Regions from separate parts of the Homo sapiens genome. Here region 2 is linked to region 1. A link is an interaction called in ENCODE POLR2A ChIA-PET data of the cell type or tissue named here. Cell type or tissue: B cell. All regions are shown on one strand. Links, peaks and the distances in the headings refer to the core of each region. The heading gives the core; the rest is flanking DNA.

Region 1 (2,891 bases), core at 157-2,656:
CCCGTGCCAAGGCAAACTGCCCAAAGCGGGGTGGGGGGGGGAGCTTCCTGTCCCTGCCAGTGGGCACGGGGGGTGACAGACAAGGCCAGACAGCCAGGGTTGGGGACCTTGGGCTGGGAACCCAGCAGATGTGTCTCCCCAACATCCGGGCCCCCCATCTCACCAGAGCACCGGTGGGTGCAGCTGTCCCAGCTTATCATACCCCCCTCCCCTCCCCCAAACACCTGTCACAGCTCCCCGGGAGTGAGGAGGAAGTGAAGGCTGAGGGGTCACTGGGAAGGACCCAGGCCTGGCAAAGAGGAAACAAAGAGCCCATGCTTTGGTGAGGGAGGGGATGCCCACCACCCTGCCACACCCTCCCCAGGAAGCCCCTATCCTGTTTGTAGTCAGCTGCATTCCAGGGCTGGGCTAGGGTAGGCAGGCAGCACCGGGCAAACCCACTCCTCCACCCTGCCCCCCGGGGCCTGAGTCACCGTCTGAACAACCAGGGAGTCATGGGGGTGGAGAAGCAGAGCCCAGAAAGCGGGCTAGCCTGCACGCACGCCAAGATGGAGCTCCAGGCTAGCCCACAGAACAGCCCAGCCGCAGCCGTCCTACCAGACCAGCACCTTGTAACCACAGTCTAACCCAGCGGGCACCAGGCGGTGAGACCTCCTGCCGCTGCCAGCCCAGGATAGCCCCCTTGCCTCTTGCCCAAGGCTCAGGCTACCCCTTGAGGCGTCTGGAGGACACTAGGCTTGACCTGGGGAGTGGCATGATGGGGGGCAGGGTCCGAGGCAACGGAGAAGGCAGAAGTGACTTAGGTCAGGCAAGAAAGAGTATATATTGGGGGCGGGAGTGCAGAGGGGAGGGGAGCGCGCGGGGAAGCAAAGCGCCCTTTGACTCCAGTGACAGGCGAGCTCACAGTGGAGCTGCCAGGCGGACCGGCGCGAGACCGATTTTGGGGTGTCGGCGCGGGGTGGGAACACACCTGGCAGTCGTAGAGGCGCGTGAGCTGCTCCAGGATCCACTCCTCTAGGTTGAGGCGCTTCCGTAGCTCCTTGCGGTCATACTTGACGGTGACCTTCCCTTGGCGCCTCACTGGGCCCTCATCGTCCGCCCCGCCCGGGCCCTCTCCTGCGGCCCCGGGGGGGCTCTGAAAGTAGACGCGTGGTCCTGGGCCGCCACTGCCCGGCCCGGGGGCCGGGGCCGCCAACGCCGCGCCCCCCGCGGTGCCGCTGTCCGCCATGGCGGCCGCCGGGGCCACGTGCGAGCGTCGGGCCCCTCCCTGCGCCACCGCCTCCGGGACGCCCGCCGGCTGGCTCGGGTTAGCTCGCCGGCTCCGCTCCGCGCGGCTCCGCGGCGAGGGCGGCGGCGGGGGCGCCCGGGGGCAGCTGCAGCATGCGGAGCCCCCGGGCTTGGCCTGGCCGCGCCCCGCCCCCTCCCCGCCGATCCGCCCGCCCTTTGTCCCCCGCGGCCGCCGCCCGAGCTGCAGCCGCCGAAGCGCTTTCTCTGTCTCGCTCTTCCTCCGCCCCCCGACCACACCCCCTTAAAGGGCCAGCCCCTCTACAGGCCCCTCTCCCCTACTCCGCCCCCGGGCAGGGGTAGGGGAGGGTCTATTCGGCAGGGGGTGGCCTAGCTGTCCGTACTCCCCAAACGCAACCTTCCAGTCCCAAACCCAGGCGTTCTAAGCGCTCAGGACGACGATTTGCGCTCACGCCAGGACCCTAGTCTTCATTGGACCCTTCCTCATTCTGTCCTCATTGAGGCCATCTGAGAATAGGGGCTATCTGAGAATGCAGGGGAGTGGACATCGTGTGCAGACAGGGAGTCTGGTGAGGAGACGCTGCGGTCCCCGATGTCCAGGTCCTCCAGCCCTCGGCCAGCGAGGAGCGAACGGGCTCCTCCGCACGGACCGACACGTGGACTGGGCTCCTGGGAAAGGAAGAGTGGAGAAGGCGGGCAGGAGCTGTCCGGGTCCCTAGACTCTCCGAGTAGCAGGTCCCACGCCCCCAGCGGAAGAAGCCGGGGCTGGGGGTGAGCGGTGGCACCCGGCCGGCCCAAACGGCCAACCCCGGGCAGCCACCGCCCACCGGCAAGATGGCGCGAGGCTCGGGCTTGTGGGAAACGGAGTCCGCTCCCGGCGCCGCCCCTCCCCCGCCCTGCGGCCAGGCCGGGAAGCGCAAAGTTGTTTGGGGCGTCCTCTGCGCCTCGCGACCCGAGTGCGCACAGAGGGGGAAACTAAGGCGCAAAGAGCTGGGCAGTGCGGGGGCCGCGACTTATAATAATAAAGGCGGTAATTGCGGCTGACCCTAGGAGCGTGCGTCGGGACCGCCGCCCAGTCGGCTCCGCAGAGAGGGCGCCGTGCCGGGGCTCCTGCACCCCCGCCCTGCGGCTCCTCGGTCCTTCACATAGCCCTGGCCCACCTCCAATAAGCCGACGGCGCATCCCATTCCCTCCCTCTATTTTATTTTCTGCATCTTTAAATGGTCTCATTCATTCGTGTATTGTCTGTCTCCCACTTCTAGATTGTGAGTGCCACGGGGCTGAGGCCTGCGCCGACCTGGTCTGCTGGTGCTACCAGGCTTGAACAGTCTTCAAATCCACTGCTATTAGGCAAATTACCTGGCTCCCGCTGAACTCCAGCACCTAGAACTATGTCACACTCGTAGTAGGCCGCTGCATTGGTTGAACAAATGATTTTGAAAGAATGAATGTCTTCCTCTGTGCCTGCATTTCCTCAGAAGGCTGTAACAAAGATTAAATAGGAAAATTCGTGGAAAGTTCAATTACTACACCACAGAGGTTAATTAAGTCGCACTGCTAGATAAAACGGGAGACGAGACTTTGAACCCAGGCTGTGTGGCTCAAACCCCCTGACACGAAGTCTCTACTCAACCTCCTCACTACCC
Region 2 (2,891 bases), core at 205-2,704, 1.6 Mb after region 1:
GGCTCCTTCCTGTCCAAGACAATGGGGCAGGAAGCAGGTGCTGGGGGCCTAGAACCACTCGGCCGCCTCCTCTGAGGCTGGAAGGGGGCATAACAGCGCCCCTCCGTGGCACACGCAGCAGCACTGTGGGCCCCCACGGGGAGAGGGGCGGTAAGCCTCTTCGCTTTTACCCCAGAGGACTGTCTCCCCTCAGTCCCGGAGATGAGGCCGAGCGGATGTAGCCCCACTTGTCAGATAAGACAAAGTCCAAAAATATCAAAGAATTTGTCCAAGGTCATGCAGTGAGTCTGTAGAGCTAAGGCTGGGACCTAGGGCTCCAAATACTCTCCCATTGGCCTCTGGGTCCAGTGAGGCACTCAGGCCACAGCTTCAAGCCTTTTATTCCATTTTGGTAGGTTTGTATAAAAATACTCTCTTTAGGAAAATAAATAGCAGCTGCCCTCGCTGTGGAGGCTTGGATTCCCTGGAGCTGAAGGCTTCTCAAAGCTGAGATCCGCAGATCAGCTCATCACAGAAGCCAAGGGCGCCTCCTGAGCTGTGCGGTTCAGGAGGGGGCGGCAGAATGGCCTGGTCCAATCACCTGCTGCTGCTGGCAGTGGGGCTGGTGAGTTAGTGTTCTAGGTGGGTAAAGTGGCACCTTCTGTCAGGAGATAGGGTTGGGTGGATCACAGGAAGAGGGTGATGGAGAGTGTGGCAGTGATCTGGAAGGGGTTAGGGCTCCAGAGGACCTCTAAGGATCTACAAAGTCTCTGGGCTGCCAGGATTCCTCTGGCACAAATGGGAAATATTTTGTCTCTGATTTAGTGCAAATTGTGCTAGAGAGGCCAGCTCAAGAGAAACAGTGGGCAGCTTTGGTGGCCCCAAGCTGGCTCTACTGTGAAGCACAATATGGTCAGTCTCATTAGAGGGATGGAGAAGAAGTTGCTGGAGTTGGATGTGGGATACTGTCCAGGCCAGCTGGACCGGTGGGGGAAGGGGAGGAGACATTGGCTAGGGTGGCATCTGCAGGGAGTAGGGCTCAGGCGCCTCACAAAGCGAGGAGGGTTGGAGAGCCAAGGGGGTCAGAGGATGGGTCTCCGCTGCTGCTGCTACTCTTGCGATGAGCTGAGGCACAAGGCTCAGGAGTGCTGGGGTAGGTGAAGACCAGGCTGGGGGTGAAAGGAGTTAGGGAGGGTGTGGTCATGAGTGTGGGGGTGTGCAGTGCCTCAGGTTCAAGCACAGGCCCTGGGGAAAGGGAGATACAAGGTACAGGGCGGCAGGGGGCTGGTGGGCTGCTGGTGCCACTGGTACTGCCTGTGTCCCCCTCCTTGGCTCCTTCCGGGATTTTGCAGATGGGTCGGTGGGCTTCCAGCACCAGCTCTAGGCGCTCCTTCTGCTTCTGCAGCTCCTCAATCTCTCGCTGCAGCCCAGATTTCTCATCTTCCAGTTTGTCAGTCTCCTGTAGAAGATCAGGAGAGGAGTCAGAAAGGTGAGGGCTGAATACCCCAGAGCCGCAGACGTTTGGACTCAGGGTTCTGAGGAGCTGGGGTTGGGCGGGGGGAGAGGGGGGGCAGTGGAGAGTCCCCAGCAAGTCTGGACTACAACTCCCATAAGCCCCTGGGAGAAAATGGGCACAACTCCCATCAGGCCCAGACGTTTTAGGAGATTGCTGGCACCAGGCAGTGACTCCGGCCTGTAATCCCAGCACTTTGGGAGGCTGAGGCGGGCGGATCACTTGAGACCAGGAGTTTGAGACCAGCCTGGCTAACTTGGCGAAACCCCGTCTCTACTAAAAATACAAAAATTAGTCGGGTAGGGAGGCAGGCGCCTGTAGCCCCAGGTACTCAGCAGGCTGAGGCATAAGAATTGCTGGAGCCTGGGAGACAGATGTCACAGTGAGCCATGAGCCGAGATCTCATCACTGCACTCCAGCCTGGGTGACAGAGCGAGACTCTGTCTCAAAAAAAAAAGGAGATTGCTGGCTGAGCTTCAGCTCTGCTGTGAGTGAGACATGCTGCAGCCAGTTTCTAATCAATTTTTCCTCATCATTTTCCCAGAAGGACTGCCCCTCAGACAAGGAGCTAGGATGGTGAGGAGGGGGCTACATATACTGGGGCTCTGGGGGCTCTGGGAGACAGGGTCCCTCTGAGCTCGGTGGACCAGGGCTGGTGCTCACCGCCTGCAGGAAGTCGGTCAGTTCCTTCCTCCGGTTCCTGCACTTGGCCGCAGCCAGCTTGTTCCGCTCGCGCCTTACTCGGCGGCGCTCCTCTTCCTCCGGGCTGATCTGGGGGTGAGACCCGCAGTGAGGAGGACCCTGGGCTACTGGCTGCCTGGAACTCGCCCCTCATGGTGGCCCAGTGGTAGGACCCTGGCAGAGGTCATGGCAGGGCCCCCTCAGCCGGTGATTTAGGGATCACTGCACCCAACCAGTTCCCTGCACTGAGGCGCTGTCTGCTTTGATTGGTAAAATTTCCTCCTCGCACCTAGCTTTAGTGCACATTCCTCTCCCATAATGCCCTCCCCCTCCGCAAACCCTAACCCTCCTCATCTCCCAGGACTCAACTAAGATGCTCCTGCCTCCAGGAAGCCGTCTTATTCCCCAGCCAGAAGTGACCTTTCCTTCTCAGCACCCTCTTTGCAGGACCCTCATCCTTCTGGATCTGTGGACAACCAAGTCTCCTCTTCCATGAGCTGTAAGCACTAGGAGGGGCTAATGAGTGCTGCTGATTAAGTTGCAATTTATTGGAAAACTACTATGTGCCAGCCAAGTACTTTACGTAGATTCTTGTTTTTCACTGAGAACATGCAAAGATTTTATTTTATTTTATTTTATTTTTTTTAGACAGAGTCTCACTCTTTCCCAGGCTGGAGTGCATTGGCCCAATCTTGGCTCACTGCAACCTCCACCTACT

The links. ChIA-PET counts read pairs that join two places held together with the same protein. Peaks named below come from ENCODE experiments on the same cell type or tissue, not always from the same donor. Only the 100,000 strongest peaks of a DNase experiment are listed, where the experiment ranks them.
Region 2: POLR2A ChIA-PET joins it to region 1 with 10 read pairs; 2 of 35 experiments call an interaction of 5 or more read pairs at or near these places.

What each region holds. Positions count from the first base shown.
Region 1 is chr11:64,245,446-64,248,336 of GRCh38, forward strand. PPP1R14B (protein phosphatase 1 regulatory inhibitor subunit 14B) reads right to left here and starts at 1,498. Exons shown (of 4, transcript NM_138689.3): 1 at 971-1,498. The coding sequence starts at 1,228. PPP1R14B-AS1 (PPP1R14B antisense RNA 1) reads left to right here and starts at 421. Exons shown (of 2, transcript NR_135087.1): 1 at 421-644; 2 at 2,508-2,769. RefSeq lists silencers at 1,172-1,351, 2,072-2,211. In B cell, for the core only: no CTCF peak of the experiment used is centred there; DNase peaks (open chromatin) are centred at 476, 676, 1,506, 2,056 and 1 weaker place; H3K4me3 peaks cover 2,118 bases; H3K27ac peaks cover 1,325 bases.
Region 2 is chr11:65,891,859-65,894,749 of GRCh38, forward strand. It overlaps FOSL1 (FOS like 1, AP-1 transcription factor subunit), which reads right to left. Exons shown (of 4, transcript NM_005438.5): 3 at 2,156-2,263; 4 at 191-1,438. The coding sequence ends at 1,028. Among named protein-coding and RNA genes, the nearest start is that of CCDC85B, 2.6 kb to the left of the region's middle. RefSeq lists enhancers at 226-275, 316-475, 1,760-2,264, 2,367-2,476. In B cell, for the core only: no CTCF peak of the experiment used is centred there; DNase peaks (open chromatin) are centred at 463, 913, 1,593, 2,193 and 1 weaker place; H3K4me3 peaks cover 1,559 bases; H3K27ac peaks cover 2,239 bases.